2 separate regions of the Homo sapiens genome follow, and region 1 is linked to region 2. Evidence: chromatin loops called from intact Hi-C (ENCODE). Cell type or tissue: B cell. All regions are shown on one strand. Links, peaks and the distances in the headings refer to the core of each region. The heading gives the core; the rest is flanking DNA.

What was found. Peaks named below come from ENCODE experiments on the same cell type or tissue, not always from the same donor. Only the 100,000 strongest peaks of a DNase experiment are listed, where the experiment ranks them.
Region 1: a loop joins it to region 2, with 2.8 times the contacts of the local background. A loop is called at or near these places in 2 of 110 quality-filtered maps.

The regions. Positions count from the first base shown.
Region 1 is chr19:51,646,615-51,655,015 of GRCh38, reverse strand. SIGLEC14 (sialic acid binding Ig like lectin 14) reads left to right here and starts at 8,191. Exons shown (of 7, transcript NM_001098612.3): 1 at 8,191-8,293; 2 at 8,376-8,401. The coding sequence starts at 8,257. It also overlaps the pseudogene RPL7P51. In B cell, for the core only: no CTCF peak of the experiment used is centred there; DNase peaks (open chromatin) are centred at 3,535 and 7,994; H3K4me3 peaks cover 311 bases; H3K27ac peaks cover 3,270 bases.
Region 2 is chr19:51,526,489-51,537,419 of GRCh38, reverse strand. SIGLEC6 (sialic acid binding Ig like lectin 6) reads left to right here and starts at 5,750. Exons shown (of 8, transcript NM_001245.7): 1 at 5,750-5,838; 2 at 5,901-6,260; 3 at 6,461-6,739; 4 at 6,936-6,983; 5 at 7,439-7,696; 6 at 9,167-9,260; 7 at 9,592-9,673. The coding sequence starts at 5,772. In B cell, for the core only: no CTCF peak of the experiment used is centred there; a DNase peak (open chromatin) is centred at 5,689; H3K4me3 peaks cover 1,704 bases; H3K27ac peaks cover 1,230 bases.

The sequences.
Region 1 (8,401 bases), core at 1-8,000, 120 kb before region 2:
AGAGCAACCTACATGGGACATTAATCTCCACCATCCATCTCCACGCCACAGAACCTGGTACCGGCTGTATGTCTGCTGTCACCAGGCTGCTGGGGTCCCATCTATCAAAAGAGAACACCAGCTCATGTCCCCACCACTTCCATTGCCATCAAGACCAGGACATTTGCTGTCTTTTCTCTCTCAGCCACAATCTTAGGATTCACATTATTCTATTATGCAGAGAAAATTTAGCCTGTTCTTCAGCTCACCCTCCAGGCTAGTCCTGGGCTTACTGTTTAGACACCCAAAAAGGTGATCGATTTGTTTTGAAAAACAAGTATATAGGTCTTCTCCCTGAAATAAATTTTGTATCTCTTTTTGAATGTGGAAAATTGCTCTCCTACCCTGTGAGAGCCTGAATATACATGCAGAAATGGCCAGATCATATATAAAACTAGAACTCTGACTCCTAATTTGCAGCAACCAGCTGTGAAAAGCCAGCCCATCATCCACAGTCACCAGCTCAGGAAGCCAGGCTACTCTCTATAAACCAGACTTGTCTCTGGTAACCTGTCCAGGAAGCTAAACAATAATCCCTGTAACGATTGGCCCTAAATTGGCCTGGGACTTGATTAATAACTGACAGCTTCCCTAATTTCTGTCCCCACTTTCTACTTAGGACCAAATCAGAGAAAGTGGATATGGTTTCTTAACCCAATCATGTAGGATTACCTGCTTCTAGCTGGCTCACCTACAGCTTCCCCAGGCCAATAGCCTCCAATCAGGACACACCTGAAGTTTTCTCTTTTCCCCACTATGAAGCTCTCCCACTCCACTGCCTGCCTGTGAGTCTCTGCCAGAACACAAATAATGGTGGCTGACTCTCTTGTCATAGCAAGAACTGAATACATAGCCTTTCCTTGTTCTCATTTAGTTGTTCTTTATTTTTACAACTGGTTTTGATTATTTTAATTATTAATTAATAAATTAATTAATTTTGGAGACAGGGTTGCATCTCTCTCTGTCGTCCAGGCTGGAATGTAGTGGCATGATCATAGCTCACTGCAGCCTTGACCTCTGGCCTCAAGCAATCCTCCTGCCTCAGCCTCCTGAGTAGCTGCAACTACATGCATGCACCACTACACCTGGCTAATTTTGTATTTTTTAATTTTAATTTTTAGTTTAATTTTTAAGTTTTTAAATTTTTGTGGATACATAGTAGGTGTATATATTTCTGGGTTACACAAGATATTTTGATACAGGCATGCAACATGTAACAATCACATCAAGGTAAATGAAGTATCCATCACCTCATGCATTTATCCTTTGTGTTATAAACAATCCAATTATACTTTTTAAGTTATTTTAAAATATACAATTAAATTATTTTTGACTATAATCACCCTGTGGTGCTATCAAATATGAGGTCTCATTTCATCTTTCCAATTTTTTTGTACCCATTAACCATCCCCACCTTCTCCCCTCCCCCATGCCCTCTATCCTCCCCAGTCTCTGGTAACCCATCCTTCCACTCTCTATCTCCATGAGTTCAATTGTTTTAATTCTTAGTTTCCTCCAATAAGTGAGACCATGCAAAGTTTGTCTTTCAGTGCTTGGTTTATTTCACTCAACATAGTGACCTCCAGTTCCATCCATGGTTATTGCAAATGACAGGATCTCATTCTTTTTCATGGCTGAATAGTACTCCCTTGTGTATAAGCACCACATTTTCTTTATCCATTCATCTGTTGGCGGATATTTAGGTTGCTTTCAAGTCTTGGCTTTTGTGAACAGTGCTACAATAAACTTGGGAGTGCAGATATCTCTTCCGTATACTGATTTCCTTCCTTTTGGGTATATGCCCAGCAGTGGGATTGCTAGATCATATGGTAGCTCTATTTTTAATTTTTTGAGGAATTTCAAAATTGTTCTTCACAGTGGCTATATTAACTTACCTTCCCGCCAACAGTGTACAAGGATTCCCTTTTCTCTACACCCTTGCCAGAATTTGTTATTGCCTGTCTTTTGGATATAAGCCATTTTAACTGGGATGAGATGACATCTCATTGTAATTTTGATTTGTATTTCTCTGATTATCAATGATGCCAAGTACCTTTTCATATACCTGTTTGCCATTTGTATGTCTTCTATTGAGAAATATCTGTTGAGATCTTTTGCCCAGTTTTTGGTTGGATTATTAGATTTTGTCCTAGAGTTGTTTGAGCTCCTTACGTATTCTGGTTATTAATCCTCATTTGTAAATTTTTTGTAGAGACAGGGTCTCATTACATTGCCCAGGCTGATCTTGAACTCCTAGGCTCAAGCAATCCTCCCACCTTAGCCTTCAGAACAGTTAGGACTATAGGCACATGCCACCAGGCCTGGTAATTGACTTTATGTTGATGGCTGTCACAGAGGGTCTTGTTATAAGGGAGGGGCACATGTCAGGATCTTTCCCAAAAGTCATGGAAGGGTTGTGAACTCTGAAATTGAGATCAAGTCTCACAGGGAGGCTTTTGGCAGCTTCAGGGTCTGACGCAGAGTAGCTGAGGGGAAGTGGAACACAGTGGCTAGGGGAGAGGTTATATCAGGCAGAACTCTTTGGGGTGCAAGCAAGATCAATCTAGCTCAAATGGGCCTATTGGGAAATAAAAGCCAAGCATTGGCCCACTTAGCCGAAAAGTTCTGAAGTACACCGGCTTCAGGCACAGCAGGTTCCAGAATTGGTTGATGTCTCTAAAATCCTTTTTTGTCGTTTGTTAACCCTAGAGTTCTTCCTTCCTCTGTTGACTTTGTTCTCAGGCAGCTGCAGGCTTACATTTCTTCCACCCAGGGATGCCGGGAGAAACTGAACAGCTATTTTTCCTGAAGGTGTGGCAAAAATCCTGGAACTTGGATCTTTAGAGGCAATTGGACACGGGCTTGTTCTTAAAATTGGCCGCAGCATTGTTGGTGATGAGCTATGTCAATTGGACAGTGCTCCCTGCACAATTCACAGACTCCCCGCTGAAGTGAGGGATGGGGCTGATAGTGGTAGTTCTCCAAAGGAAAATAAAATAGGGCTATGGGTGAAGAACTGGGTTGTGGGCAGTCAACAAATAAGCAAGCAAACAAATAATAACACCACTGCATAGGAGATCAGAGCCATTGGAGACCTCTGCCTTTCCCTCAAACTTGGAAAACCCAAAAGTGTAGAGGAGGAAGTGAAGATGAGGGCAAGTCTGCCAAGGGTTACAAGATTTGTACATTGGACTCAGCATTGGAGCTGGAGATCTGACACCAAGAGCGTGGTGTTGTGTTCATATTTCCACATCAACTCAGATACTCTCAGAAGGGTGGCTGGGGACCCAGGCTGGAGACATCATGGGGAAACTTCCTCTTCTATTGAATCAGAGTGCTTATGTCTATGTGTTGTATCTTCTGAATGCAACTTCCTTCCCGCTCACTTATCTCTTCTGCGTTCCCGCTCCTAGTAGATGAATCAGAGTATGGGGTTAGAGAATGAGGTGATTCCAGGGCAGGGACTTGGGTCTCCTCCAGCCTAGAGATGCTTCTGGCCTCCCTGCCATTGAATGGGGCAGCAGTCAGAGGGTGGATGGGGGCGGAGAGTGGGGTTGGCTGCACTTGAGTTTCATTTCCCTAGACAGAGCCTGGGGGTGTGCAGAAAGAGAGAGTGACCAGGAACCCTGCACTTCCCCTACACCTGGTGCATAGTCTGACTCTCATCCTCAGGTCTAGGAAACCCCAAATTCAAGTTCCCCACATTTAAAATTCCCGGAGGGCACGTGTGACTTTGGTGCTCTGCTTCCCTCTCTTGGTTCCCGCCATCTCCTACAGTTTTGACTGTAAATTCTTTTCTCTCTTGTCAGCCATTCCATGGTTTAAAGAAGACTTGCATTAATTATCTTCCCTGTATTTTTAGTTATTTTCAGTGGGAAAGTGGGTGTGATATCCAGATCATGGAAGCCCTGGAGATGGTCTCTGTCCCTTTTTCATTTGAACTCATGCCTTGGCCAGGCATTGTGGCTCACACCTATAATCCCAGCACTTTGGGAGGCCAAGGCCGGAGGACCACTGGAGCCCAGGAGTTCAAGACCAGCGTGGGGCACATAGTGGAACCTTCATCTCTACTTAAAAAAAAAAATTAGTTAGGCGTGGTGATGTGCACATGTAGTCCCAGCTACTCAAGGTGAGAGGATTGCTTGAGCCTGGGAAGTTGAGGCTGCAGTGAGCTATGACTGCACCACTGCACTCCAGCCTGGGTGACAGCTAGACCATGTCTTAAATAAATAAATAAATAAATAAATAAACTCATGCTCTTTGTGATGTCACTCAGGCTCATGACTACAGACACTCTTTGAACATGAATGACCCCACTTTTGTCTCCAGCCAGAACTTTTTCCTATTTTTCCTAAATTCCAGACCCACAGATCTAACCCCTTTCCTTTTCCTTCCACTTGTATGTCTAATAAGCACATCTAACCCAACGTGTCCCAAGCTGAGCTCCCGATTCTTCTCTTGAAGTCTTTTCCTCTTCTCTCAATGGCAGCTTCAAGCCTGCAACATCTCAGGTCAAAAACAAGCATTATCTGTGGCCCTTTCCTTTCTCTTCCCATGTGTGTCCAATCTGTTGACAAATACTGTTAACTCCCCCTCTTCTCACCACTTCCACTGTGTCCTTGGAGACCTGAGCACCCTCCTCTCACCTCCCAAGCATTGCAATGGCTCAGCAGAGTCTAGTCTCAGGAAAGCAAGCAGAGTGATCAGGTAAAAACAAATAAAATCCTGCCCCTTCTCTGTTCAACCCCTGTCTTCACAATTTGCTCAGTGTGATGGTTAATTTTAGGTCTCCACTTGACAGGGCCATAGAGTGCCCTGGTATTTGCTCAAATACTATTCTGGGTGTTCCTGTGAGGGTGTTTTGGGATGAGATTAACATTTAAATCAGTAGACTTTGAGTAAAGTGGATTGCCCTCCCCAGGGTGGGTGAGCCTTGACCAGTTGGTTGAAGGCCTGGATAGAGCAAAAAGCCTGGCGCTCCTGTGAGTAAGGGGAACTCCTTTTGCCTGACTACCTGCAAGCTGGGACCTGAGTTTCCTCCTGCCTTTGGACTAGAGCTGAAACTTTGGCTCTTCCTGGATCTCCAGCCTGGAAGCTTGTGGACTGGAGCTACACCGTCAGTTCTCCCAGGTCTCCAGCTTGCCGACTGAGGATCTTGGGACTTTTCTGCTTCAATAATTGTGTGAGTCAATTCCTTATAATAAACACACACACACACACACACACACAGACACATCCCGTTGATTCTGTTTCTCTGGAGAACCCTGGCTAATACACTCAGCAAAAGTCAGGTTTTTGTTTTCAGTTTGAAAGTGGGTACTGTTAATTAACTGACCAGATTAGAAAAATAAATAATGGTAGACACCTTAGTTCATTCTTCTAAGAAGCCTGTTGATCTGGTGCTCCTTGTTGCCAGCATCTCCACCTTCTACAAAATGGGTTGTCTCTTTCCTCATTCTACCTTGTGGAGAGGATAATTTGAAGGGCTACGAGAAGTTATTTCTTCAAATCATTTTCCAGCAGTACAGGTCCCATGAATTGGATCCTTATATAGCAGATGATGCTATATTTACATATTTATCAAGCAATCAAAGTGTTATCTGTCAAAGCAATTTGCTTCTTATTGATTTTGTCATAACCACGCTTGTAGGTTAGTTCATTTACTGACTTCAGGTTTGGGTGCCCCCATGCGATATGTGGTTCTGAATCCTCAGCCTGTTAATTGATGCTTTATTGAGCTTCACAAAGCTTCCATTGGAGAGTTGACAATGGCGAAGAAGCTGCAACACCTTTCGGACCTTTGGGCTCCCACCATTGACCCCTCAGATCCTGATGACAAAGGCCAATTTGGGTTCTGCAGTTGCATAGAAGTTGCTAGCTTTTCTTGCCTTCCTTGCATTCAAATTTCAGTTCTGTCCATCTGCCTATATTCCTTGTGATAGTGCTTCGCTTTTTCCTAGAAAAGCTTCTTCCTTGTCTTTCGAAGCATCTTTTGGGCAAAATTCCTTCTCAGGGGCTTGATCTTCAGCTCTGTGAAATTGCTTCCCTTTTTCTTAAGGGTTTCTGGCACAGCAGGAACCTTCTTTTTCTTCTTCCTCTCTTTGACACCTTCCATAGTTCCAGCTGGACAAGAAAAAAGTGAACTTCTTATGAGAGCTCCCAAATCTCTTCATGATCAGACCCAGGACACCTCCCAGACCTACCCTCCTACCATCTTCCCCACTGATCACCCCTCAATGCTGGCATATGGCTATTTTCCAAGCACACCACGTGTGTTCCTACCTTGGGACTTTTAAATGTGCGGTTCCCTTGGAATGGATACCAGTGGACTCATTCCCACACGCCCTTCGCATCTTTACTCAAATGTCATCTCCTCCAAGTGGCCCCCCAAGCCATGCTGTAAAAAATTTTATCATCATGCCTGTCATACCAACACTGTGGGAGGCTGAGACGGGCGGATCACCTGAGGTCGGGAGTTCGAGCCCAGCCTGACCAACATGGAGAAACCCCATCTCTACTAAAAATACAAAATTAGCCAGGTGTGGTGGCACATGCCTGTAATCCCAGCTACTTGAGAGGCTGAGGCAGGAGAATCGCTTGAACCTGGGAGGCAGAGGTTGCAGTGAGCTGAGATCACACCATTGCACTCCAGCCTGGGCAACAAGAGCGAAACTCCGTCTCAAAAAAAAAAAAAAAAAAAAAAAAATTATCAGTCCTCACTGATTCCTCTTCTGTGTTCCTGTTTTTATTTTTTCTTAGAATATATTATTCTTTAGCAGACTGTGTATTTTAATTTCATATTAAATGTTTGTCTTCCCTCTAGGATTTTTATTTTATTTTCTCTTTTTCTTTTCTTTTCTTTTTTTTTTTTTTGAGATGGAATCTCGCTCTGTCGCCCAGGCTGGAGTGCAGTGGTGCGATCTCGGCTCACTGCAAGCTCCACCTCCCGGGTTACGCCGTCCTCCTGCCTCAGCCCCCCCAGTAGCTGGGACTACAGGCGCCCGCCACCACGCCCGGCTAATTTTTTGTATTTTTAGTAGAGACGGGGTTTCACCATGTTAGCCAGGACGGTCTTGATCTCCTGACCTCGTGATCCACCCGCCTCGGTCTCCCAAAGTGCTGGGATTACAGGCGTGAGCCACTGCGCCCGGCCTTCTTTTTTTACTGTTCTTCGTGGAGCAGGGGTATGCATAAGCAGTGTGCCCAGAGGAGCCCCCACTAGGATTTTTGACTTACCTTCTCATCCTAAGAGTTTATCCTTTGCTGTATCTCCAGCTCCTAAAACAGGGGGCCTGGTGCACCATAGGCGCCCATGAAGCATCAGTTGAATGAGTGAATTCTCGGGGCCAGACACTGTCCTAAGCACTTTACACATGAGACCTCACTGAATCCCCACACAGCAATTCTATTATTGTCTGCATTTTTCAGCTGAGCAAACTGAGGCACAGAGAGGGTAGGTAACTTTTGTAAAGTTCAACAGCCGGTAGGTGAGGGGTCTGGGTTCACACTTGGTATTCCATATCCTCAACGTTCACATTTCAAATGCCCGGCTCTCAAGCCTCATCTGGCTGTCAACATCAGGGATGGGGTCTGACGCTGCCTGGGACAAGGACAAGGATGAGATGAGGTTCCCAAATCCAACTGGTGGTGGGGACCACATCTCTCTTGACTGCTAAGGACCCGGTCATGTCCACCTGATGTGTTTGTCCCTGACAACTTGCCTTCCCTCTGGAAAGAGGAAAGTCTTCCCCACCTGAAACCCCCAGCGTGTGCTTCCCTCACCACAGCTCCTATCATGTCATAAAGGATTTATTCTCCCATCTCGCTGAGGGTCCCGAGGCCCTGACTCCCAGGGAGCTGGCCAAGTGGTGTTCTCCTTCCTATGTAGACAAAGGTGCATAAGGAAAGTGCTGCAGCTATGGGACCTGGTGACCTCAGGAGTCTAGACTTACAAGTCTGGACAAGCCCCTCTGGGGGCCTCAGTATCTTCACCATCGGCGTCCAGTGGGGGTGGGAGCAGAATGGCTTCCCAGCCCCAGCCTCACCCCAACAGCACGTGATGCCCAAGTTCCCCTTCTGTGCGCGTCCACAGCTCTCACTCACCCTCCGGCTTCCTGTCGGGGCTTTCTCAGCCCCACCCCACGTTTGGACATTTGGAGCATTTCCTTCCCTGACAGCCGGACCTGGGACTGGGCTGGGGCCCTGGCGGATGGAGACATGCTGCCCCTGCTGCTGCTGCCCCTGCTGTGGGGGGGTGAGTGAGCTGAGGGAGGAGGGACAGGCACAGGGGTGAGAAGGGGGGCTGGAGCTGCAGCTGAGCTTCTGTGTCCCCCCAGGGTCCCTGCAGGAGAAGCCAGTGTAC
Region 2 (10,931 bases), core at 1,557-9,556:
TTACAGTCAAAGAAATATACAGAAAGTACACTACTGCACATACACAGAATCAAAGCCAAAGCACCCCACCAAACAAGCAACGTAGATACATTTTCAAGAAATGTCTTCTATTCGGGACTGGCTCATATCTTTTTATCTAACTAGATGTCAGATCTTGAAATCCGTATTCTCAAAGCAATTCTGCCACTTGATCGTATTCTCAAGGGCCCTGATAGGCTCCTTTATAAGGACCAATTCTGTTCCTAGAGCTTAACTAGAATTAATTGTTCACTGAAAAAAAAAGTTAATTAAGAAAGCATTTCTTTCCTAATCTCACTCAAATCTGCAGAATTATTTGTAATTAATAATACAAAGGCTGGCCAAAAGGAGACTTGTAAATAGCGTAAAGTGGTGTCTTATACTAAACGGTGGAATGTTTAGGCAGAGAAGCTCTTTGAAATTGTCAGATGGGCTGGGCTCACAAGCCTGATTCAAACAGGCTGTCAGTCTCCTCTCTCCCCTTAACACTGTGCAGCCCAAACCCCTGGGACCCTTGAACATCTGAGCAGTTTTGTGCTTTGAGCCACTTTTTGATAAAAAAAAAGGCTCCATTTTTCCACATTGTGATTTTCTTAAAGTAGTTCAATGTTTTATAGTCTCATAGTAGTAGTGTTGCTTTCTAAGCTATAACAGTTGATTTTATTCTTCTACTCTGAAAAATCTTGACTTGTTTGAGTGTATATTATATATAAAGGGAGCCTTAATGGATTGGTTTTCATAATTTAATATTTTTTGTATTTGCCGTTGTATAATTGTTTTTAACAGAAAGCATTAAAGAATTGAGAGTGGAATTCTTAGAACCAAAGTTATTCTTAATAAAAATCACCACATGCTTGGACCATGAAAAAAAAAAGAAATGTCCTCTATGAAAGTAAATTAAAAAATAGGAAGAAGCTACTGTTATACTAGATGCACAGATTTTAACATAAGGACACAGGAAACATGAAACAGCAAGGAAAGGAACACAAGAATTCTGCAGAAATAGATCTTAATCACAAAGAAATTTTTGAAATTCCAGACAAAGAATTCAAAATATTGATGTTAAAGAAGCTCAGTGAGATACAACAGAATTCTGAAAATCAATACTATGGAAACCAGAAAAACAATTCAGGGTATAAATGAGAAAATGATCAAAGAGATATATATTTTTTAAAATAACCAAATATAAATTCTGGAACTGAATAGTTAATTGAAGGAAATGCAAAACACATTTGAAAAGTTCAATAATAGACTAAATCTGGCAGAAGAATCTTGGAACTTGAAGACAGGTTTTTTGAAATAATCTAGTCAGACAAAAATAAAGGGAAAAGTACAAAAAATAATGAGCATAGCCTTAATAACATTTAGGACAACAAAAAGCAATGGAATTTATAAATTACTGGTATCTCTAAGGGTGAAAAAACAAAGAAATATTGGAAAACCTACTCAGCAAAATAATACATGAAAACATCCCAAGTCTAACAAAAGATTTAGGTATAGAGATACAGAAGGCCCAATGATCCCCGGGCAGATCCCCAATGCAAAAGGTCTTCTCCTTGGCACATTATAGTCAGACTGTGTGAAGTCAAAGTTAAAGAGCAAATTCTACAAATAGCAAGAGAAAAGCATCTAGCTACCTCTAAAGGAAATTCCATTTGACTAAGAGCAGATTTCTCAGTAGAAACCTTACACACCAGAAAAGAAGGAACTGATATATTCTAAGTGCTAAAAGAAAAAATAACTGCCACCACAGAACATGCAAAGAAACTATTCTTCATAAATAAAAGAGAAATAGATTCATCCCAAGACAAACAAATGCTGATGAAATTTATTACCACTAGACCAGCCTTGGAAAAAATACTCAAAGGAGTCCTAAACCTGGAAGCAAAAGGATGATTTTATCATCACGAAAACATATGAAAGTAAAAAATTCACTGGTAAAGCAATCATGCAAATGAGAACTAGAAAGGACTCAAATGGTACCACTACAGAAATCCACCAAATCACAAGGACAAACAATAAGATAAAAGGAAAGAAACAACGAATGTTTAAAACAAGAAAATGTTTAATAACCTGACAGAAAGAAAGCCTCACAAATCAATAATAACCATGTATGTAAATGGATTAAAGTATCCTCTTAAAAGATATAGAATGGCTGAATGGATTTTAAAAATGACTCAACAGTGTGCAGCTTAAAGAAACACACCTTAAGAAAAGACACATATAGACCAAAAGTAAAAGGATGGAGAAAGATATTCCACACAAATGGAAACCAATAGTAAGCAGCAGTAACTATACTTAGATAAAACAGACCTTAGGTCAAGAGCAGTAGAAAAAGACAAAGAAGGTCATTATATAATGATGAAGGGATCAACCCAGCAAGAGGATATAACAATTCTAAATATATATGCACCCAGCAATGGAGCAGCCATATCTATAAAGCAAATATTACTAGATCTAAAGAGAGAGATAGAATGCAATACAATAATGGTGGGAAGCTTCACCACCCTATTCTCAGTAAGACAGATCACTTAGACAGAAAATCAACAAACAAACATCACATTTAAACTACACTATAGACCAAATGGAACTAACAGACTTTTACAGAACTTCTACCCAACAACTGCAGAATACATATTCTTTTCATCAGTACATGAAACATTCTCCAGGATACACCATATATTCGGCTACGAAATAAGTCTCTATAAATTAAAAAAAAAATCAATATTTACTCAATGTATACTCAGACCACAATGGAACAAAACAACAAGTCAGCACCAAGAGGAACTCTGGAAACAAGACAAATGTATGGAAATTAAACAATATGCTCTTAATGACCTACCAGGTGAAAATCTATACAGGAAAAACTAAAAAACACTGATGAAAGAAATTGAAGATGACACAAACAAATGGAAAAACATCCCATACTCATGACTGGAAGAATTAAGATAGTTAAGAAGCCCACACTGGTCTATAGCAATCTAAAGATTTAATGTAATCCATATGAAAATACCAATGTCAGTCTTCACAGAATTGTAAAAAACAATTATAAAATTCATATGGATCCAAAAAGAACCTGAATAGCCAAAGCTATCCGGAGAAAAAAGAACAAAGCTGGTGGTATCACTTTACCTGACTTCAAAGTATATTACAAGGCTATAATAACCAAAACAGCATGATATTGGTATAGAAATAGATACATAGACCAATGGAATATAACCCAGAAATAAGGCCACATGTATACAGCCAATTGATTGTCAACAAAACTGACAAGAACTTATATTGAGGAAAGGACACCTTCTTCAATAAATGGTGCTGGGAAAATTGTATACCCACACACAAAAGAATGAAACTGGATTCTTCTCTCTCACCATATTAAAAAAAAACTCAAAATGAATCATACACTTAAATGTAAGACCCAAAACTATAAAAAAAAAAAACAGCTACAAGAAAACCTAGGGAAAACTCTTTTGAACATTGGTCAGAAGAGTCAGAAATTATGACTAAGTTCTGAAAAGCACAGGCAACAAAAACAAAAATAAACAAATGGGACTTAATAAACAAAAAGCTTCTGCCAGGAAAAGAAATAATTAGAGTGAAGAAACAACCTGTTGAATTGGAGAAAATATTCGCAAACTATTCTTCTGACAGGAGACTAATATCCAGACTATACAAGGAACTCAAACAACTCAACAGGAAAAAGCAAATAATCCAAGTAAAAAGTGGGCAAAGGACAGGAATAGACAGTTCTCAAAGAATACATAAGAACAGCCAATACGACAAAATGGTCAGCGTCACTAATCATCAGAGAAGTGCACATCTAAACCAAAATGAGATACCGTCTTACCCAGTCAGAATGACTATTACTAAAAAAACAAAAAATAACAGATTTTGGCAAGGATGAGGAGAAAGATAACTCTTCTGTACTGTTGGTGGGAATTTAAACTAGTACAGCCACTTTTGAAAACACTATGGACATTTCTCAGGAACTAAAAATAGAATTACTATTCGATCACTCAAGCAATCCCACTACTGGGTATCTACCCGAAGGGAAAGAAAGAAATACATCAAAGAGATACCTGCATTCACATGATTTTTGCTGCACTATTCACAATATCAGAGATATGGAACCAACCTAAGTGTCAATTAACAGATGAATGGATAAAGAAAATATAGTATACATGCTATTTGGCCATAAAAAAGAATGAAATCGTGTCATTTGCAGCAACATGGATGGGACTAGAATTCATTATCTAAATTGAAATAAGTCAGACACAAAAAGACAAATGTTGCATGTTCTCACTTACATGTGGGAGCTAAAAAAATATTATCACATGGAGGTGGACAGTAGAAAGATAGACAACAGAGACTGGAAAGGGTCAGATGGGGGAGGACAGAAGATGAAGAGAAGTGAGTGAAGTGCTACAAACATACAGTTAAAAGGAATAAATTCAGCGTTAGAGAGCAGAATAGTGTGATTTTAGTTAACAAGAATGTATTGCACTCACGTGACGGACACTCTAAATATCCTGACATAATCATTACGCATTATATACATGCAAAAAAATTTTACATCTACTCCTTAAGTTTGTAGAAATAAAAAAATTTACAAATATATGGTGGCAAATTCTAATACCTCATAGGTATTAGAGATTTGCCAGATGCATACTGCACAGAGGAAAATAGAAAACCATGTGAGCTAGACCTAAAAATTTTAATTTTGTCAGGATATTCTGCTCACGTTGTCCAGAAATATGTCTTTTGTGCCACATTTAACTGTGAGAAGCAGATTTTTCACAGGAAAGAAATTGCTAATCTCTATGATGAGGACCTAAAAAAAAATCTCTCCAGTCCACACTGCACTGAGTGGCAACATTAATTCAAAAGAAGTTTCTTCTGCACTGCAGTTCATAAAATATGTGTCCTTTTTGATTTACATGAAGATGTTGCATGGTTCTTATTTTGGAGATGTCATTGAAATTTTGTAAATCAGCGTACTAGCTGTCAAGGAAAAACCTCCATACTCATGTTTTAAAAAATATCTGGCATTCTACTGTGTCACTTGGCAAACTCACCAGTGTCCACAGCTCTAAAGCTAGATAGTGAGGGTGTGTGCTGAGGATGGGAAGCTATGGATGGGGATCATCTCAAGGGTAGGGACCAGGTCCCTGGCATCTCTTCTCCAGCCCGACCTACATACAGATGCTCACTATGTCTTTGGTGAATGAATGAATGAATGAATGAATGAGTGAATGAATGAGTGGCTATCACCCACACTGCACCTGGGACCCTTCTTCCTTTCACTGTCCCAGACACTCCCACAGACCCTACAGAATCCTATATCCTGCAGGACTGACTTTCTCATGGCGTGGGATGAGGCTGTGACTCTCTGGGGCCAGGAGTGACCAGCTCCCAGGTGTAAACAGTGGTGCACAGAAAAGCACCTCAGGTGGGCAGGGCCTTGGACACAGGTTTCGCATTCCTCAGATGCCCCGGGAGGCCCTGGTCCGGGCTCTGTTGCTCACAGGAAGCCCCGAGGTGGGAGGCGGGACACAGTCTCTTCTCCTCTGCTCTTCTTTGGGCAGGTCTCTGGGTCTCAAAGTTTCCGTCTGCTCTGTGCAGAGGGAGTGGAGCTCCGAGGGCTTGTGGCTTCGCAGTTCCTCTTCTGTGAACAGCCGAGATCACGCGCTCCTCCCCAGCCACCCGTTCCTCCCCGCAGTCCTTCCCCTCCACTCCCTTCCCCTTCTCTGCTCATGCAGGGAGCCCAGGAAGCCTCCGCCTCAGAGATGCTACCGCTGCTGCTGCCCCTGCTGTGGGCAGGTGAGTGGGCCAGGGGAGAGGTGCCGTGGGGCTGGGCCGAGCTGACCCTCATGTCTCCATAGGGGCCCTGGCTCAGGAGCGGAGATTCCAGCTGGAGGGGCCAGAGTCACTGACGGTGCAGGAGGGTCTGTGCGTCCTCGTACCCTGCAGATTGCCCACTACCCTTCCAGCCTCGTACTATGGTTATGGCTACTGGTTCCTGGAAGGGGCTGATGTTCCAGTGGCCACAAACGACCCAGACGAAGAAGTGCAGGAGGAGACCCGGGGCCGATTCCACCTCCTCTGGGATCCCAGAAGGAAGAACTGCTCCCTGAGCATCAGAGATGCCCGGAGGAGGGACAATGCTGCATACTTCTTTCGGTTGAAGTCCAAATGGATGAAATACGGTTATACATCTTCCAAGCTCTCTGTGCGTGTGATGGGTAAGGAACCAGCTCCAGGACTAGCCACAGGGGAAGGTCATGGGGGCCGTAGGGCAGGGCTGGGACGGGAGCCCCGTCTTGGGAGGCGGGTACAATTAAGCATGTTGGGCTCAGAGAAGGAGCTGGACCAGAGACTGGGCTTCCCCCTGGGTGAAACCTCAGACCTCCATCCTGATCCTGCGTCCCCATCTCCTCACCAGCCCTGACCCACAGGCCCAACATCTCCATCCCAGGGACCCTGGAGTCTGGCCATCCCAGCAATCTGACCTGCTCTGTGCCCTGGGTCTGTGAGCAGGGGACGCCCCCCATCTTCTCCTGGATGTCAGCTGCCCCCACCTCCCTGGGCCCCAGGACCACCCAGTCCTCGGTGCTCACAATCACCCCACGGCCCCAGGACCACAGCACCAACCTCACCTGTCAGGTGACGTTCCCTGGAGCCGGTGTGACCATGGAGAGAACCATCCAGCTCAATGTCTCCTGTGAGTGCTGGGCCAGGACGCCCGGGTCCCTGAGGGTGTGGGGGGACAGGGCAGGGCTGAGCCAGAGCTTAAAGTTGGGGACCTGGTTGCCAAAGAGGAGAGCCCCTTTCCCTGTTTTCATGGCTCCTGAGGGGAAGGCCCCATGCCTACCATCCCTCCTCAGGGATGTTGAGGCGGCCACCTCTTTCCACCCCAGATGCTCCACAGAAAGTGGCCATCAGCATCTTCCAAGGAAACAGCGCAGGTAGGAACCAGCCAGTCCTGTTCTCTCCAGGGCCAGATGGAAGCAGAGTGGGGACTAACGGGGATCAATATGAGAAGCCAGGACTAAGGCCTCCATAGACTTCAAAGACCTGGACTGAATCTTTGCTCACCCCCAGCCTTTGTCGCCTCTTCGGCAGGAGCTGCCACACCCCTCGCACTCCCTCTTCTCTCTTGCTTGTTTTCCTACTGCCTCAGGCGTCTCCATGGTCCAGGAATGGCACTTGTCTGCCACGACGCTGTCCGCAGCCCTTGCTCCACTCTCTGCAGGACAGCCTGGGCAGCTCCAGGGAAATGGTCTGGGCTTTTCTGAAGACCTGAGGCCCCCACTTTACTAGTCTCCTCCTCAGAGCTAGTGTGGACCCCACAGGAGGAGAGGGACACCAGTGCTTTGCCCCTATACCCCATCTCTAACTCTCTACACCTCTCTCCCCAAAGCCTTCAAAATCCTGCAAAACACCTCGTCCCTCCCTGTCCTGGAGGGCCAGGCTCTGCGGCTGCTCTGTGATGCTGACGGCAACCCCCCTGCACACCTGAGCTGGTTCCAGGGCTTCCCCGCCCTGAACGCCACCCCCATCTCCAATACCGGGGTCCTGGAGCTGCCTCAAGTAGGGTCTGCAGAAGAAGGAGATTTCACCTGCCGTGCTCAGCATCCTCTGGGCTCCCTGCAAATCTCTCTGAGTCTCTTTGTGCATTGTGAGTGTGGGGGGAGGTGCGCGAGAGTGTGGGCAGCTGGGCGAGAGCTCCATAGTATTCAGAGAAGAGGCCCCTGCTAAGTCCTGTCCTCCCTCCCCAGACCCCTCACAACTGCTGGGACCCTCCTACCTCTGGGAGGCTTAGAGTCCACACTGCAGTGGCTCCTCCCTGCACTGGCAGCTTGGGGAGGAGATTCTGGAGGGATGGGAACAGCAGCCATGGCTCCTTCACAGTCACCCCCAGCCAGCCGGACCCTTGGTCAACAGCTCCCTGAGCCCCTGCCAGGGATTCAGCTCAAGTCTCAGGCTCAGCTTTGAGGCCCAGAACATCCCAGAGCAGCTCTGTCCCAGCTGCTGCCAGGTCAGGAGTCTGCTAAGAGGTGACAATTGGGGGAAGAGAAGCCTGGGTCCTTGTATGAGTTTGCTAGGGCTGCCATAACAAAGTAATTCAAAGTGCACGACTTAAACAATAGGGATTTATTGTCTCACGGTTCTCAAGGTCAGAAGTCCAAGATCATGTATGGTGTTAGAGTTGGTTCCTTTTGAGGCTGTGAGAGAATCTCTTCCATGCTCCTTCCCTGGCTTCTGGTGGTTTCCTGGGAGTCTTTGGCGTTCCTAGGCTTAAAGAAGCATTGCCTCGACCTCTGACTTAATCTTCACATGGTGGTGTCTGTGTCCACATGTGCGTCTGTGTCCACATTTTCCCTTTTTTTTTTTTTTTTTGAGAGAGGGTCTCACTCTGTTGCCAGGCTGGAATGCAATGGTGCGATCTTGGCTCACTGCAACATGGTAATCTGACATATGCAACCTCCACCTCCCGGGTTCAAGAGATTCTCCTGCCTCAGCCTCCCGAGTAGCTGGCACTACAGGCGCCCACCACCATGCCCAGCTAATTTTTATATTTTGAGTAGAGACAGGGTTTCACCATGTTGGCCAGGATGGTCTCGATCTCCTGACCTGGTGATCTGCTAGCCTTGGCCTCCCAAAATGATGGGATTACAGGTGTGAACCACTGCACCCGACCCACATTTTCCCCTTTTTATAAGGACAACAGTCATATTGGATTAGGGCTCACCCTGATCCAGGAACACCTCATTATAACTAATTACATCAGCTATGACCCTTCTCCAAATCAGGTCATGCTCTGAGGTGCTGGGGGTTAGGACTTCAAAATAGGAATTGTGGGGAGACATAATTCAACCCCTAACTGCTCCAGAGAAATGAAGCTTGGAGAAGATGTTTCCAAGGCCCAGACAAGAGTGGCTGGGGGCACAACGTCCTCAGTCTTGCAGTTGGGGGAAGGGGGAGTCATGGAGAGAGAAGAGGCTGGTTCCGGGTTCACAGGGCAGTGAAATGGTGAGTGACTGAGTCCTGGATGGGGGTGGTCACATTAGTGGAAGGTGGAGAGGAATGGCTGTTGGGAGGATGTCCTGGAATTAGAACTGGAGTTCACTTAAAATTCAAATTATAGGGAAACCAGAAGGCAGGGCTGGTGGTGTCCTGGGAGCAGTCTGGGGAGCTAGCATCACAACCCTGGTTTTCCTCTGTGTTTGCTTCATCTTCAGGTGAGAGTGGGCTCCAGGGAGGCACAGAAAGACTTCATGTGGGAAGGGCACACAGGTGGCAGAATCTCAGAAAACCTGAGTGGAGGAAAATGGGGTGATTGGGAAAGTCGAGAGTGAGGAAAGGGAGGGTAGTGGTGGTGTGAATTACCCCGTTGACCAGCTGAACCAAGCAAGGGGTCTCTTTGAAACCGTGGTCCAACTCTTGGGCTCATGTGAGCACCTGGACCTCTTAATTACTTCTGTACTCTCCATAGGGAGTGGGGAGATGGTTTTCTTTTGGGGAAAGAGGCTCCAAATAACCAGGCTGAAAGGCTTAGGGCTGTTCCCTCAGAGTGAAGACTAGAAGGAAGAAAGCAGCCCAGCCAGTGCAAAACACGGATGATGTGAACCCCGTCATGGTCTCAGGCTCCAGGGTGAGTGACAGAGACCTTAATTTCCATTCAGCATTATCCCTTTTGAATGCTGCCCTAAGTAAGGACCCTGAGGCATTTCTTCATTAACACCTGACATTCCCTGCGGTTCCACATGTGACATTTTAAATTTTTGACTCAGTAATAATTTAAAAAGTATTGATTTCAATAATTTAAAATAGTAACATTTGGAACTGAATCTAATAGTTCTGATGAAATACGTACTCCAGTTAATTTGCTGGGGGTATTTATGCTCCTCATATGTCAGATTATCATATTTCCTGGAATATTAGTCTTTTCTTATGGCATTGATTATTGAGAAAAAGAAATGAACAAAACTTAGTCTGTGTCAGGTGCATTAAGTACAAGGAATGTGGTAGACACAAGCCCTAGAGTAGACAGCCCAAATCAACCCAAAGTCATTACTGCTCATCACTATTACAATATTACAGGCATCTCTAGCTGCCTGTAATATTTTTTCTTTGGCATTGACCTTGGAGAACCTGATGACTGCGTGTCTTGGGAATGGTTGTCTTATATATTATCTTACCAAGGTTCTCTGAATTTCCTGAATCTGCATGCTGACCTCTCTAGAGAGGTTGGGGACATTTTTGTGGACAATATCCTCCAATACGTTGTTCAAGTTGCTTGCTCTCTCTCCTTCTCTTTCAGGGATGCCAATGAGTTGTAGATTTGGTCTCTTTACATAATCCCACAGTTTTTGGAGGTTTTGTTCATTTCTAAAATTCTTTGTTCTTTTGTCTGCCTGAGTTAATTTGAAGAACCAGTCTTTGGGCTCTGATATTCTTTCCTCAGCTTGGTTTATTCTGCTGTTAATACTTCTGATTGTGTTATGAAATTTTTATAGTGAGTTATTCAGCTCTATCAGCTCAGTTTGGTTCTTTCTTAAGGTGGCTATTTCATCTTTCATCTCTTCAATTGTTTTACTGGATTCCTTTGATTCCCTGGAATGGGTTTCTACTTTCTCCTGAATCTCAATAATCTTGATTGTCATCCAGATTCTGAATTTTTCGTCTGTTATTTTATCCATTTCATTCTGGTTAAGAACTTTTGCTGGGGAACTAGTGTGGTCATTATGAGGTAAGAAGACACTCTGGCTTTTAGATTTGCCAGAGTCCTTGCACTGGTTCTTTCTCATTTATGTGGGCTCATGTTCCCTTACTTGTGCTGTCATTTGAGTATAGTCAGTTGGCTTTGTTTCTGGACGTTTTCAGAAGGCCAACGCTTTGTGCACGATCTT